Regions from separate parts of the Mus musculus genome. Here region 1 is linked to region 2. A link is a loop called in an ENCODE intact Hi-C map of the cell type or tissue named here. Cell type or tissue: heart. All regions are shown on one strand.

Region 1 (8,000 bases), 140 kb after region 2:
GACAAAGGCTTTTTCCATGCTCCCCACGGTGGTGGTTCTTGATGAGAGAGATAGTCCTTGGTTCCAAATTGTTTACTGATTGTTCATCTTGGAAAATGGATGTGTATCACCTCCTCAGGGTGGACCAGAGGTTAAATACCTTTTGTAGGAAGGGATGTCTGGGAAGGGAAACTTATTGGCTAACTCTCAGGGTCTCTAGATACCTCAGTAGCATGGAAAACTCTCATCTACACGATTGTAAATCACGTTCCTATGTAGGGAGTGTGGTCACGTGACAAGGGCCTGGTTGGAAGCAAGCGAAGCTCCTACCATTCTCTGATACAAAGTTCTGGGACTTTCAACCTGCTCAGTCTTACCACGTTTCCTGGCACGGTCTACTGCCCTACATGAAACTACCCTACCTATTGAGACTACCCTACCCTTGAGACTACTCTACCCATTGAGACTACCTTACCCTTGAGACTGCCCTACCCATGGAGACTACCCTATCCTTGAGACTACTCTACCCTTGAGACTACTCTACCCATTGAGACTACCCTACCCTTGAGACTACCCTACCCTTGAGACTACTCTACCCTTGAGACTACCCTACCCATTGAGACTACCCAACCCATTGAGACTACCTTACCCATTGAGATTAATCTACCCATTGAGATTAATCTACCCATTGAGACTACCCTACCCATTGAGACTACCCTACCCATTGAGACTACCCTACCCATTGAGACTACCTTACCCATTGAGACTACCCTACCCATTGAGACTAATCTACCCATTGAGACTACCTTACCCATTGAGATTAATCTACCCATTGAGACTACCCTACCCATTGAGACTAATCTACCCATTGAGACTACCCTACCCATTGAGACTACCCTACCCATTGAGACTACCCTACTCATCTCTTCAGTCTTTATTTGTATTGTTCTGAGTTTTTAATTTCATTTTTTTTCTGTCTCAGCTTTTTGGTTTGTTTTTTGTTTTTGCTTTCGTTTTTGTTTAAAAACTTCTTTGGCTGATTTCAATGGTTAGAATAAATCTGGATTACTTAGGTAAAAATAACTGACACAGGCAGATTTATCATGAAATATACAATGCTTGATCTTCAGATGTCTTCATCCCTTGCCTCCACTTTTCCTGTTGGTTTGTCTGTCTTACTTTTGAAGATAGGATTAATTACAAGGTTTCTTTTTGTCCAGGCTCCCCTTAGACTTGCTATGGATGTGAAGATGATCTTGACCTTTTGGTCTCCCTGACTCAGCCTCCAGGGTGCTGAGCTTACAGGAAAACACAGCATGCCCGGCAGCCTGAGCCTGCACTGAGTGTGCCTGCCCTGAGTGTGCCTGCCCTGAGTGTGCCTGCACTGAGTGTGTAAGAAGGCGCATCTTTCCATCACAGCCTTCCTTCCCTTAGTCACGTATTCCACTCCGGCAGGAACTATTGGAATAACTAGATATCTGGGGCAACTAGCTTTCAAAGAGTTGGGGATACATTTGATGTTAGGCTTAGTGAAATATTCCACCCAGACCACGGCCATTTGCATTGAATCAGTGCCAGCTACTTTTGTTTAGCGATAGATTTCGGGAGTGCTCCTGTGGCTCAGCTCACTGACTTGCCTGGCGTCCCAGCATAGAATTTCAGGGCTAGAGGTTAGAACACCATATGGACATACAGCTGGCCCTGGCAGTATGTGAGGAGTGTGGGAGGAGCAAGGGTTGCAACACACAAAGCCAAAGGGGAAGGTCCTTGCAGTCATCAGATAAGTACATTGTAAGTAGAGAATTTGGCCTTCATTGATGGCAAGCCAAAATAGACATTTGTCTCCTGTCAAGAACATACTCAGTAACGCAGTGCTGTAGAATTTTAAATGTATAATACTTGTGTTTTTCTTTTTAAAATGTGAATCATATGAAATTAATCAGAATGCCTCTAGCAATTATATATAATGTATAGCATATATGTAATATATACATATATGTAATATATACATATATAATATACACGCATATATACATATAATATATACACATATGTAATATATACATATACACACATATATACATATATGTAATATATACGTATGTATACCTATATGTGATATATACATATATAATATATACATATATATACTATATATATGGCTTTACTATAAGTAGGAAATCAAGTTCTACTTCAATTATTGAAAACTTAAAAATTGGTTCACCATGCTAGAAGAAAACCTGACTTACTATTCTCTTCTTTTAGTTAAACATTTTTTAAAAAGCCAATGTCAGGTTTTCATTTGTTGTGCTTGTGCATGCGTGTGCCAGAGGTCAGCCTCAGGTACAGTTCCTCATGAGCTGTTTATGAGATAGGACCTCTCTGTGGAGGCTGGCTGGCCAGGATGCCCTGGCGTTCAGTTTGTCTCTGCCTTCCCAGATCTGGGATTGTAAGTGTACATCAGTACACTTTCCCTGCTTCTGTGGGAAGCACATTACTGACTGTCATCTCTCAGCCTTGCTGTGTCCTGTTTACAACACTGACCTCCTAGGTTTGCTGTGATGTTTCCTTAAGTTTTTAAGTTAGATTTTGTTTGTTGGCTGTTTCCAGAGCTGGGGATCAAACCCAGTGCCTCCTATTTACTAAGCACAATTGGTCACCGAGGTACACTCCCAGGCCCTTAGGAAAGAAGTTTAAAAAGGCATCAAAGGGGAGAGGTATCCTTCAAGGATGTTTAACAATCCTTTCAACCATTTAATTCTGTCAATTCTTTTCATGGCAGTTGTTGTTCCCCATTTCTTCTCTCCTTACTTCAATTTGTTCCTTGTAACCTACAACTCTATTAACAGACATTCTTATTTTTTTCCTAACCCAGCTACTTTAAAAGGTATATCTAATTTAGTCTCTGAGACACCTTACAGTTTTTTGTTACTCTAATCTGCACATCGACCTAGAAGGGACCTAAACTATTCAAATGTCTTTGTAAGGAAAGAGGATAAAATCAGAGGGTTGAGAGCTGGAGAGATATAGCTCAGCGGTTAAGAGCCCTGACTGCTCTTCCAGAGGTCCTGAGTTCAATTCCCCGCAACCACATGGTGACTCACAACCATCTGTAACCGGGTGACAGTGTACCCATATAAATTTAAAAAAAATCTTTAAAAAATAAAATAATAATAATAAAAGATTAGAGGGTTGAAGAAGATGGGATGAGTTTTGGTTGTGCTTGTGCATGCGTGTGCCAGAGGTCAGCCTCAGGTACAGTCTAGCACTTGAATTTGCAAATAAATTAAAGCAAGGCCTAAATTTAGTTAGGTGACTTCATAGATTTGAGCCTAGAACTAAGGTTTATTTAAAAACTAATAGTCTGTGCTATAGTTTCCTGATAGGCTATCCGGTGGCTTTGTGCCCTGATGGGAAGAACAAAAGGAGAGTAAGCCAAGCCAGTCTTTTACGTGCACTTTCCTCATAAGACTTGGGTAAGACGAACTCTTTTCATCCAGCATTAACATTGTTTGCTTGTGCTCTGTCCTAGAACCTGCGGTTGTGGCAGACATGGCCTCAGGCTGGTCAAAAAGTCTTGTCTCTACCTAGAATTCTCACTGACTAGAGGAGAGGGGAACCCCAAGAAGGGGAATCTTTCCTCTCACTCGTTAGCCTCCTCGTTACCTCCCTTCAAAAGAACTCTAGAACTGTGCTCCGCGGGCTTCCCAGAGGGAAAGAATCCCACAGTGCAGGTCAGCTTTCTAGCAGCAGGACACCCACGAGCCCCGTCCACTCAGACCCAGTTTCGGGCTGGAGAATCCTGGTGGCGAAACCGGGCCAGGAACACAAGAGCAGCCAATAGCCTCCTAACTCTCAAGAGTTCTCTGCGGCTGCGGAGGCAGGGCAGAGAGGGAGGGGCGTGTCGCGGGAAGCCCCGCCCCGTTCCGTCACGTGGGGCGGGATCGGAAGCGTGACGGCGTGCGCGGGGGCGGAGCCGTGGCTGCGCGCGGGCGCGGGGGCGGGGCGCGGCGCGGCGCGGCGCGGCGCTCACGGCTGCGGCTTAGGAGAGAGAGAGAGAGAGGGAGAGAGGCCGGGCAGGCGGCGGGCGGCGCGGCTCTCAACCTGATTGACCGACTGACCCTCGGGGCTGACGGGCTGACCGGCGGACGGCGGCGGCGGGAGTCGGAAGCCGCGCCGGGCGACGCTGAGAACCGGCGGGTCAGGTCCCGCGGCCGCCGCACGGTCGGGGCGCTGAATGAAGCGCCCGCCCCGCTGAGCCCCGAGCCCGGCGCGGTCCCCGCAAGATGGACGGTTTCGCCGGCAGCCTCGGTGAGTCCGGCCGCGGGCTCGCGCCCCTCGTACGTAACCCGGGACCCCGGCTTCCTGCGCGCGCGCGCGCCGCGGGCCCTGCTCCCCGGGCTGCCCCTGCGGGTGGCCGCCGCTCCCGGCACATGGTCCCCGCGAGGCTGCAGCCCCGCCGCCGCCTCCGGGACGGGCGGCCCCTCCCCCCATGCAGCCCTCGCCTCCAGACCCTCCCTTCTTCCCAGAGCCCCCTTCAGTGCGGGGGCCCTCCTTCCCCTCAACGACCCTCCAGCCGCTGCTACGTCCCTCCCGGTACACTTAGCACCTTCTTCTGACCCCCCCACCCCGTTAAAGTCAGGGCACCCCTTCATCAAATACAGACTCTCCCTCAGAGTACATCTCTCCACTTAAACGGAATGATAGGCAAGATTGGGGCAGCCTTTCCGGAGGGAGTAGGAATCCCCAGTCCCACTTCTGGATTGGAGTCACCCCTTTCAGTCTTTATATTTGAAGATTTATTAAGTAGCCCTCAGTAACTGACAGCTTCCCTCCACTTCCCTGAACGTTTTGCAGTGGTGGAGAGCATTATCATCTACTCAATACAGGGAAGGAAGAGGCGCATCTGTGTTGGGGGACCCTCTTTAAGAGTGAAAGCAGAAGTATGCTCTCCATGCGTGCTGGAGAGAAGTAATCCTGCCCAATGAACCCATAAGAGGGGGCCTCAATCGGAAAAGAAAGGATTCTCCATTTTTGGAATATGCTGTCTTTGTGGAATGGAGAGAAAGGGATAGGGTATCCTGTTGGCTGAAGTGTTTTCTCAGTGTTCCATTTAACCAGAGTACAGGTGCTAAATGTTGTGACTGACTTGAGGAACAGAACTCCAGGGTAACCAGTACCTGTGTCTGGAATGGCTATTCTTTGAGGCCACTGGAATCCAGTTACTGTAGAGATTTCAGTGTTACGGTGAGAGAAACGATTCTGTTTTTGCTGATACTGCGGTTATGTGATACCAGCGACTGGGTTTGATTTGTATATTTGACTAGTTTATGTGGTAGTAGCGTGTATAGTCGGATGCTTTTCTTTTTCCATTTCGTGATAATAAATCTCTAGTTAGTTAATGTTCACTGATCAGCAAACCATCTGGCACTAAGCCATATTTTAATCTGCCCACACAAGATTGGGATTAGATGGATTTTTTTTTTAAAGTAAAGTTAAAAAGTAAACAGAAGAGCATCAGGCTCTTACAGTTGTTAAATAGTAAAGGCACAATTTTGGTCTTGACTTTCTTGAGGGGAAAAAAAAATCATTGTTGTTATACAGCTTTGAGAATGGAAATCCTAAAATAGGAGCAATGCATTGTGGTTCTTTTCTCTCCAAAGACACCTGTTGTCCATTATCTAACCTTTGATGTTTTGTAATTCCTTACATAGTGAAGTTACTTCCTTCTCGGCCTCCTTTTAGCCAGGCATTAACTCTTAATTTGTTCTTTTTTGGTTTTGTGACTGGGTTCATTTCCCCAGTTCATACTGGCTAGTAGACTGGCCTGCGTGTCTGCTAACATGCAGATTGGGTATCTTTGGGGGGCTGTGATAATCTCTGTATGTAATGTGATCTTTACTCTTGTGCTTGTGCTGAGGAATTCTGGAGGGCTTTAAAAGTGCCTTTTTCACCAATTGAAACACTTAAGTTAATTTTGAAAGTGTATATGCCTTGTTAAACAAGTTTATGCGTAACTAATCCAGTAGAGACAACAGAAAGAGTTGCAATCAGGAAAACAAATCCCATTTTTATGTTGTGTTAAAGAGACATAATGACGTTAAACATTCATTTCACACCATCTTTTGTGATCGGAACATTGAATTGCCATCTTTTGAGTGGTAAAGGAAGGGGATGGTTTTTGTCTCCTTTCTGGAGTTGCCTTCGCTGAAGAGACTTTGTAACAGGAGTTGTGCTTTCTCTTTCTGTGGCTTTCTATGAGTAAAACTAGGCCCCATCTTAATTGAAACCTTAAAGGGGTGGGGGAGGGGGGGAGCTGGTATATTTTACTAGTAGCCTTTAAGCAGAGCTCTGCCAAGTTGCTTGTTTCTGTCCCCTGCAGTTCGTTAGCCTGGAGCTTAGAGTTACATTGATCTTTATTTTATCATCAAGAGAGCCATTAGCGTAAAAGAAAGCACTTATGTGTAAAGACTTCTTTTTTCAACTTAAAAAATTCAAAACATGTGAAATTCTTCTAGGGTAACATGGAAAGCGGTTTTTTTTTTCAAGGAAGTGGATGATGCTTCTATCTCCTTTCACATACTAGAGAGGGTTTTGGAAAATTGTGAGAAGACTACATTTTCATAAGCAAAAAAATTCAGTGCTTTTATCAGCAGAATGATTCTGTAAAAGCTGATTATTTAAGGGAATTTAAGGAAACCCAAACTATGCCTGTGGTTAGAGTGATTAGATAAGAAAAACATGCATTCTATAAGACACCAACATAGGGGATTTGGAAACCAGAGATAGGAATGTTAAATGATTGGCCATTTTGCTGCCACGTTGAAGTTACACATTTCTTGTATTACCCTTGTTTTACATAAAAACAACTGAAGGATCCGTTTACTCTGCAGCTGATGAATTCCAGGTAGTGTGGCTAGCCGGTGCTTGTACTATGCAGTTTCTCCTAGTTACATAGTATCTCCTAGTATCTTTCAGGACCTACACTAGGGTCATTTGAAAGGCAGCACTTGGAAAACACGTTTTTAAAGTTACCCCACGCTATTTTGGTGCGTTGTCACCACATCTCAGTATGGGTATACACACATGTCTCACAATATGTATCTTAAACCTCAGGTGTGTTTGCAAAAGCAGGAAACCACCAATAAATAAAGCCTTTCTCGCTGATCTTACTGACTTTTAAGGCAGGAGTTGGATACATTTTACGCTTAGTCTTCTTTTAGCATCTTTTTCTTATTTCAGGTTTTAAGTCAGTTTTTGTTGTTTTGTGTTGTGTTGTGTTTGGTGGTAGTGGTTGTTGGTTTTAAAACCCCACCCTTAAGACAGGGTCTTAACTATGTAGCCCAGGCTGCCTTGAACTTGAGGCTGTTTCACTGTCAGCATCCCAAGTGCTAGATTAACACCCACTTTTTTTGTAATGAAAGTTTTAATTTCAATATATTTATTTTGGGATTAGCCTAAACATGAACATTTGCATTGAACTTAAAGAAAGTATAAACTTAACCATGCCAGTTACAATATAAAATTCAAAGTATAATACATGAAGGCTATTATGTGTAAGAAATAACATTTTCTCATGCATCCTGGGCTGACTGGTCTGTGTCTATCTAACTGAGTATGTATCACTATAATGTTTATAGGTGCTCCTTGGTGTGTGGAGTACTGAGGGCTGAACCCATGACTTTGTAATGGTAGGCAGTCTACCAACTGAACTACATCCTCAGCTTAAATCTTGCCTTCTTTGCAAGCAAGCAAATGCAGTACTTCATTTTTATATTTCTGAACAGGTTCTAGCATAGCCCAGGCGGGTCTTGAACTCACTTCATTGCTGGGGTTGGCCTTGAACTGTTGATGCCTTGTCTTTACCTCCAGACTTATAGGAGTGTTCTACTGCATCAAGCCCTTTTAAAGCTTTTAAAATATATTTGTAAGACAAACTCATGCTATGTTGTCTTAGCTGGTCTTAAACTCTTGGGCTCAAGCCACCGTGCTGCCGGAGCTGCTTCTTCAGTAACTGGAAC
Region 2 (8,000 bases):
AGCTATGATATGTTATCTCCCAGCCATTACCTGCACACATGCCTCCAGCCCTAGCTCTTACATGCTAAGTGTCAGGCTCTATTCCACCAGCCTCTGCTGGCTCAGTCCATCACCACTTGTGGATGGCCAACTCTTGCTCTCCGCTTGCCACTCCATCTACCCAGCATAGGCAAAAGCCCTGGAGCTTGGTCCGTACTGCTTTCCCTCCCCAGCTCCCTGCTTCTCCGTTCAGTTCAGGGTCCCAGCCCCAAAGTAAACCTCTCACACCCTCTCCCGGGTGACACAGCAGGCACAATCTTAGAAAGCCAAAACTGGAGGGAAGATGAGATCACCTCAGCAATGACCAGGCGTCCTGAGCTGTGGCTGCAGCTGAGCTGGAAGGAGCAGCTGGCTAGAGCAGGCCTTGGCAAGAGCTGGCGTGGGGAGCTACTCCATCACAGGGTCTGGTGCCTGCTGGGGAAACAGCATAAACAGGCCAAGCTGTGGGAGCACCAGGAGCCCTCAGAACATTCTGGTTCCTGGTTTGAGAGGGAGACTTGTTTCCTGACATAGTTAAGGAGCTGAGGGGCTCGAGTTTCCAGGCAGAGTCCCACTCAAGGAAGCAAAGCTGTGTCCAGAAAGCTGGGGTCCCCTGAGCACAGCTTTCTCCATCTTTGTCTGACTACCTCTCTTGAGATTCCAGGCCTTTAGCTGTCCATGTTTCTGCCCCTTAATCATCTCTATTCAGGCTTTCTCATTTCCCCATCCCCATCTCCCATAACCTTGGGGACTCTGATGTGGGGCTCCTCTATGTCCTGTGTGTAAGAAACCTGTCATTGTCTGTTTTTGTTTTTGTTGCTATTTCGTTTTGTTTCTGTAGCTTGGAAAGGTGAGCTTCACTTCTTCACTCAGGGAGGTGGACACCGGGTGAAGGAAGCAGGCTGTGGCCACCTCACCCTCCATCCTTTCGAAATCAGTCCCGCTCCCTGAGGACCTGGCTCCAAGAAGGACATAGCTGAGGCTGGGACTCTTGGTTACTGTGGTATCAGAAGGCTGGGTCCAGGCCTTCTGGCAACCATTGCAGTGTACAGGAGAGTCAGTCTGATGAACTGCTTGCCGCTCTGCTGATTCCGGGGAAAGACAATACTCCAACTCAAAGGGAGCCTGGAAGGCCGAGGGATTTCTCCCGTGGAAAACCAGGGGTAACGGAGCCAAAGTTGCTTCGGCCTTGAAGAAGAATCGCAGACAAGCACATTGTCTAGCACAGCAAACATGTCTGTTTGCTATAATTAATTATATAATTACACATACTGAGGACTTACCATAATACAGAGAAGGGTTGACTACCTTGTCTACGGAATGTCAACTGGGACATTACTCCAAATCCAGAGTTCTTTACGCAGCCTTTCCTAGACCTGAGCAAGGGATTCTGTACATTCTTAAAGGAAAGAAAGCCACAGAATTCCAACAATACATCCTCCAGGGCCCTGCATACCCTGGTAATGGAAGGATTGTCTTTACTTTCTATAAAATCTTGCACATGCAGCTGAGACAAAGGAAGGGACCAAAGGACCAGGAGAAGGCACTTCAGGAAGGTAGAAGATGGCCTGGAAGAAAGCACCTGCCTCAGGCTGAGGAGTGTAGCTTTCTTCCGGCTGGTGGAAAGTTGGGGTGCCAGGCTGCATAGAGGGCTACCGGAAGCCCATGGAAGCCTGAGTTACCAGTTCAGCTCATCCCCTGGTTGTTTTGAGAGGAAAACAATTCTCCAACAGAGGCATTAGCGACCTGGGTTGAAAGAAACGGAGTTCTTCAACACGGGCAAGCTGGGAGGATGTGATGTCCTGAAGAAAGAAATTACCGATGAACTATTTCCCAGAAAAGGTGACCTTTTAGAGTCTAGGCCAGCTGCTTCCTTCCCAAGCACTGGTGTCTGACTAGTGTGTGGAATTGGGGGAAAAGGAGGAAAGAAAGAAAACATAGCAAGTCTAAAGCATGAAGCCTTGTTGAGCTAATGCTGGTCTGAAGGCTCTTGTGTGTGGTGAGGAGTCTGGTAAAGAGTGGGATCAAGAAGATGCTGCTGTCTGAAAGCTGTTGAGAAAACAGAACCAGGGCTGAGCTGGACACTGACCCGTGAGGCCCAGGCTATGGTGTGGGCCCTGAGCTGGACACAGGCCTGTGAGGCCCAGGCTGTGGTGTGGGCCCTGAGCCGGACACAGGCCTTTGAGGCCCAGGCTGTGGTGTGGGCCCTGAGCTGGACACAGGCCTGTGAGGCCCAGGCTGTGATATGGGCCCTGCCTAGCCTGTTTTTGAGTGGCTGGGCAAATAAAAATGAGGAAACAGCAGGATTGCATAGTGTTTCTGTTTTCCAATTCTTTGAAACAACTCCTCTTCCTGGGTGGCACACACACACACACACACACACACACACACACACACAGACAGGCAAACAATCAAAAATTGGTTAAAGTCTGTCAATTCAGAAACTCTAATTGGTTCAAAGCTTTGATCTCTTCCTTTTAGGAGCAAAAATCCTATTTCTGTGGCTGAGCATGCATGTCTTGATGTCTATGTGTCTCCCTGGGGGCTGAGGGAAACAGTAAATGTGAGTCAATACAACTGAAGGGTCGCTGTTTCTCTACATGAGGACCCTGCTTTCGGGGTTCTGGGTAGGCACCAGGCGAACACTGGTGCCTATTTCTCTGGCCCTGTTGTGCACTGAACTTTCAAACCATAACAGAAACACCAAAGCTTGGCAGAGATATCACAGGAATAATTATCTAATTTCAGAACATGTTATTATAATACCTACATGATGTGTAATGAAGTTAACAATGTTCACATTCTATTCACCAACTCTGAGCTGTACACTCACGATGCCAAATCCTTCCCCACGGACGCTTCTCCGAGACATGAACATGCAGAGGATCTGAAGAAAGCTTTTCAAGAAATATGCCACACACATACACAGTGTTTGGTTGTGCAGCCATCAGAGGTGAAACCGCCAGAAGTCAAACCTCTCCTGGGCATGGTAGCTAGCTGGTCCTCACACTTCTTGAGTAGACACTGTAGAACTAGCAAGGGAATAGTAGTCACGTTGGGGTCACCCAGGCAGACAGTCTTTCTTTGACTCATCTGTGGGCCAGGGCATTTCTGATCCCCCCCCCCAGCTCCCTTCCCTGGGGTGCTGGGTCTAGATGAGGCTCAGTGAAGGGGACTGTTTGCTCCTGTTCCCTGTTGACTTTAGCCAGTAGCTATGTTTACAAACCCAGGTTGGTTTTCCCAGCACAGTTAATTAGACCAAAGACATCTGGTGTGAGGGCTGGGGAGGGCATCTGCTCAGACAGCCCCCTCCCCAACCTCCCAGCAGCTATGGGCCAGAGCTGGGCGGGGCAGCTTAAACAGGAACAGACCTATAGCGCACACTCCATCAAACCCACCCAAATCTCTCAGGGGGAATCATGGCCTCCTTCAACCTGCCTTTCCCATGACGAATAACTCAGCATGGTCCCCACTTTCTGAGTTTTAGGGGACCAAGAAGTCAGTCAGAGCCAGAAGGCCTACCTCAGTGCGATCACAGGCTGAACTTCCAAAAGAGCTAGCCGCAAGTTTTATTCCCTGTCACAGAGTTCCTCCCTGCGTTGGATAGGAACAGGAGACCTCTTGAGGGAAAACCCCTCCTTCCTAGAAAGCCCCTCAGAAAGGCGGCTCTGGATTCTTTCTCCAGCCCCTAAATTTTACCCCATATGCCGTCGCTCCAGCCGAATCCACGGCACTGCAGGAAGAGAGATAACTTTTTCCTGCCCAGAGCAAAGCAGGAGGGAGCCTGAGGAAGTGAGACGACCTCGGTGGACAGTTTCAGTGCCCTAGGGAAGTGGAGAGCCACGAGGGGGAGGGGCGGCAGCTTATCTCGCAGGAGGGGGGAGCTCACTCCAAACAGCTAATGCACTGGCGTGTGAAAGCCCCTCAATTAGCACTAATGATGCAATCAGGGAGGGAGGAGGAGGGACCAGAAGTTCTGATGGAGTCAGCACTAACACACAGGGCACACACTCACTCCCATCCTAGAGACACAGTAGCCCCTCGGGACATGCGGATGCACACATTCCACAGACAGATGTGCGTGGACACTAATGCACTCGCTGTATACGGTTCCGACCCCCTACTGGCGGGTCAAAGATCGAGGTTCTCGGGGATGGGGATGGAGCTGTGTTGTCGAGATGTGGGGATTCGGGAACCAGGAAAATCAGAAAGTCCTGGTAGAAGACAGTTGAAAAAAAAAAAGAATTCTTCCGAAACCTCCTGATTAACTCTGAGACCACAGTCCCCACCCCTCGCGCTCTCGCAGGTGCGGGGCAGCCTCCCCAGTGCGCCGCCCTTCATCACACCCTGAACCCGGGCTGTCCCAGAGCAGCCTCACCCGCAGAAGGAGGAACCCCTGCGCACTGCACTGCAGCCCCGACTCCCCACCTCCCCCAGGAGGCAGCGTGTACCCCTGAGATCCCCGCACCCGGGCCTTGGCGGCTTGCCCCTTGGAGCCCGTTACCCGCCGGCCTCGCCCCTCCAACTCCCCGCACCAGGTCGGCCAGCTCCGCTTTCGGCCTCCGGGTCCCGTTATCCAGCCTGGCCTCGGGCTTGGAAGCCCTGCGCGCGGCCGCCCCCTCCCCCTCCCCCGCTCCCCAACCCGAGCTCGGGGGGCCGCGCGCCGGGCAGGGCCGGAGCCGCCTCCGCGCCGCTTCCCAGGCCCGGCTGGCCGCGGGAGGAGGTCCCGCTGTCAGTCAGCGGGGAAGGCCGGCCCGGGCGGCCAGAGGGGGCGGCGCCGAGGACTGGCTCGGCCGGGCGCGGGGAGGCGCTGGCGGAGGGGCGGGCGCGGGGGTGGCTCCGGGCCTTATAAGCGGCGGGGGCAGGGCGGGAGGGAGGCAAGTGTCAGGCCGATGTGCCGCCCGCCGGGGGCCGGGGTCGGGGCTGCCCGGGCCATGCGCGCGGGCTGGGCAGGGGGCCGGCGCGGCGCGAAGCCGAGTCGCCTCGGAGCCTGAGCCGCCCGGGGCCGGGGCCGGGGCCGGGGCCGGGGAGCGGCGCGCGGCCGGCCGGGGGGAGGGGAGCGATGCGGCGCCGGCGGGCGGCCGTGGCCGCTGGTTTCTGCGCCTCCTTCCTGCTGGGCTCCGTCCTCAACGTGCTCTTCGCACCGGGCTCGGAGCCTCCGCGGCCAGGCCAGTCCCCGGGGTCCTCGGCAGCCCCGGGCCCGGGCCGTCGCGGGGGCCGTGGGGAGCTGGCCCGGCAGATCCGGGAGCGCTACGAGGAGGTGCAGCGCTATTCCCGCGGGGGGCCGGGGCCGGGAGCGGGCCGGCCAGAGCGGCGGCGCCTGATGGACCTGGCTCCGGGCGGGCCGGGCCTGCAGCGTCCCCGGCCCCCGCGGGTCCGGTCCCCGCCCGACGGCGCTCCGGGCTGGCCCCCTGCTCCCGGCCCGGGCTCCCCCGGCCCGGGCCCGCGCCTAGGCTGCGCCGCGCTCCGCAACGTGTCTGGCGCGCAGTACGTGGGCTCAGGCTACACTAAGGCTGTGTACCGGGTCCGCCTGCCCGGCGGCGCCGCGGTGGCGCTTAAAGCAGTGGACTTCAGCGGCCACGATCTGGGCAGCTGCGTGCGCGAGTTCGGGGCGCGAAGGGGCTGCTATCGCCTGGCGGCCCACAAGCTGCTCAAAGAGATGGTGCTGCTGGAGCGGCTGCGGCACCCCAACGTGCTGCAGGTACGACAGTGGGGTTCCGGGATGAGGGGGCTGGCTGGCCACTCTGAAAGACTCCTTGGTCTTACGGAGTAAATAAGTCTCAGGGCGTCCAAGACTGCCCAGTTGCAGCTAGGTGCAGAACCCAGATTAGGGAACCACACTCAGCACCACCCTGCCGGGGTCTCTCACCCTTTGGGTAGAACCCTGTACCAGCTTAAACGCATCCCGTAAAGACAGAGGCAAGGACCAGAAGGGTCCCAAGCTGGTGATAAGGCAGTGATTAGGAGTTGTGACCACAGAGGACCCTGCTGCTGGCTAAAGCTGGTGGAGTATTATCTCCAGTCATAGTGACCTCAGGTCCAACTCCAACATCCAGCTTCAGTCAGCTCCCAGATGCAGAAATAGGATCCCCCATATTGGTAGAGCCTGAACCATACTTTTTTCAAAGTCCAGCGACACGTCTGGCTTTGGAGGTGATGTTAAGCCTCAGTGGGTATGGGAGGGGCCCAAAAGGAGACCATGGATCTGACTTGATCTTCAGGGAGACCCTCATTTCTCACTGGGCTCACAGGCCATTGAAAGGGATAAAAGAGGCCAGAAAATACACAGCCTTTCCCAGAAGTGACCACAGGCTTCCCTGGGACTTCAAGTGGGTCCAGCTGAACCACAGGGGAAGCCTCAGGATTGTAGGCCAGAAGACTCCAGGTCTGCTAGTATGAATACCACACTCTTGCAAGTGTGCTTAGCCAAGAGGCTAGACGGTTCAAAAAGCTAGATGCATACTTTCCTAGCGAGAAACTCTGTCCTTGTTCATTGGGGGCACAGGCAAGAAGGATGCACCCCCACATCTCGTCCATCCAAGGTTGCATTTAGAACAGACCTTCACAATGCCACCGCCATCCAAACATAAACCCACTTCCCCTCTCTGAGTTCTCTGCCTTGGATAAGACTACTTACTCTCTATGCATATGTGTGAGGTGACTGAAAGGGGACCCCTGACTGCTCTTGGCTGGGTAACATAAGTGTGTGCAACCCCCCCCCCAGCTGTCCATACCACCCACCCACCCTCAGAGTCACTTTTCTATACCCAAAGAGCTGGCCAGAGGCACAGCAGTCCATCTTTTCTTCCCTCAGCACTGAGAAGGGGGCCCCAGGCCTCGAGGGATCTGTGGACCACAGAATAAAGAGGCCACAATACTACTTGTACTCCTAGTGGCTCCAAGTCTCCCTAGAACTAATGCCCCCAGTCCTGGCCATACTCTTGTGACAAGTTCTGTCAAGGTCCCAGGCCCTGCATTTGGTCCCAAACACCCATTGTGTGTGTTTATGTCTGGCTGCATGGCTAACACTGTGACTGGAGCTTAAGGGAGTGAGCGGCTGGTTACGTGGCCATTCTAACTGGGAGGATCTTGGTTGTTTTTTTTTTCCCTCTTCTGGGTTCTTGGGAATTTTCTGGAAACCCTGAGGTGCCAGCCAGATTCTGAGGAGGATGGAGAGGCCTTGACCAAGTGACTTAGCGGGGCATTTGGTGTTTGTTAACTGTTCAAGGCCATTTCTCAGGACAGGTTTGTCATTCAGTTGGGCCTTCCTAGCCATAGGGATTCCTCCCTTGATGGCCTCACCATGCATTTCCACCATGCATTTCCACCGACTACACCTACAACCAGATCCACAGAGTGGTCCTTGTCTGTAACGTTGCCCCCACCCCCCACCCCTAGTAATGAGGGCACCAGAGAAAGACAAGACATTACAAGGGAACATGTCTCGCCCATGCCTTCTCCAGCATGGCATCTCTCAGGATTGTTTGTGAGACTTCCAGTCTGAGGAGCGAACACCCCTAGGACAGAAGGATTTCGAGTCCTAGAGAAAGTGGAAGTCCCTAGGGGACTTGGGGACAGCTTTGGGGATGAGATCCTCTCATTCGTTCTCTGACCACCACGCCATGTCCCTTCTGACTTCTTCAGTTAGGCTGCCTCTGTGGCCAGCACAGCCTGCCGTGGGTCTTCAAAAGACTCAGAAGGCTCAAAAGGCCTTAGAACGGTGTGTGCCGGGAACTAGACACCACGTTGTTTTAATAGCTCCTAATCATTTAAAAGTTCAAAACCGTTTGACTGTTTGCTGACCTAGGGAGGAGCCAGAGGACTTTCTAAAGTATGGCAGGCTCCTGAGACCCAGCTCTGGGTAGCCTGAAGTTACACTGTGGGCTCTCCTAGTGGAATACAGGGCAGCCATGGAGGGCCACTGTGCCTTGCCCAGCACAGACTCTGGCCACCTGGGGATCTTCCTGTCTTTTGGACCCTCT

What was found. A loop is a pair of places that touch in the nucleus more often than their neighbours do. Peaks named below come from ENCODE experiments on the same cell type or tissue, not always from the same donor. Only the 100,000 strongest peaks of a DNase experiment are listed, where the experiment ranks them.
Region 1: a loop joins it to region 2, with 2.4 times the contacts of the local background. A loop is called at or near these places in 3 of 42 quality-filtered maps.

What each region holds. Positions count from the first base shown.
Region 1 is chr17:83,346,950-83,354,949 of GRCm38, forward strand. It overlaps Eml4 (echinoderm microtubule associated protein like 4), which reads left to right and starts at 3,992. Exons shown (of 23, transcript NM_001379374.1): 1 at 3,992-4,290. The coding sequence starts at 4,266. In heart, a CTCF peak has its summit at 3,788; DNase peaks (open chromatin) are centred at 3,902 and 4,812; H3K4me3 peaks cover 3,936 bases; H3K27ac peaks cover 3,192 bases.
Region 2 is chr17:83,210,386-83,218,385 of GRCm38, forward strand. It overlaps Pkdcc (protein kinase domain containing, cytoplasmic), which reads left to right and starts at 4,898. Exons shown (of 7, transcript NM_134117.2): 1 at 4,898-5,719. The coding sequence starts at 5,081. Gm34686 (a long non-coding RNA gene) reads right to left here and starts at 4,749. Exons shown (of 3, transcript XR_001782234.2): 1 at 333-4,749. In heart, a CTCF peak has its summit at 4,154; DNase peaks (open chromatin) are centred at 376, 4,006, 4,806, 5,636 and 3 weaker places; H3K4me3 peaks cover 5,018 bases; H3K27ac peaks cover 6,318 bases.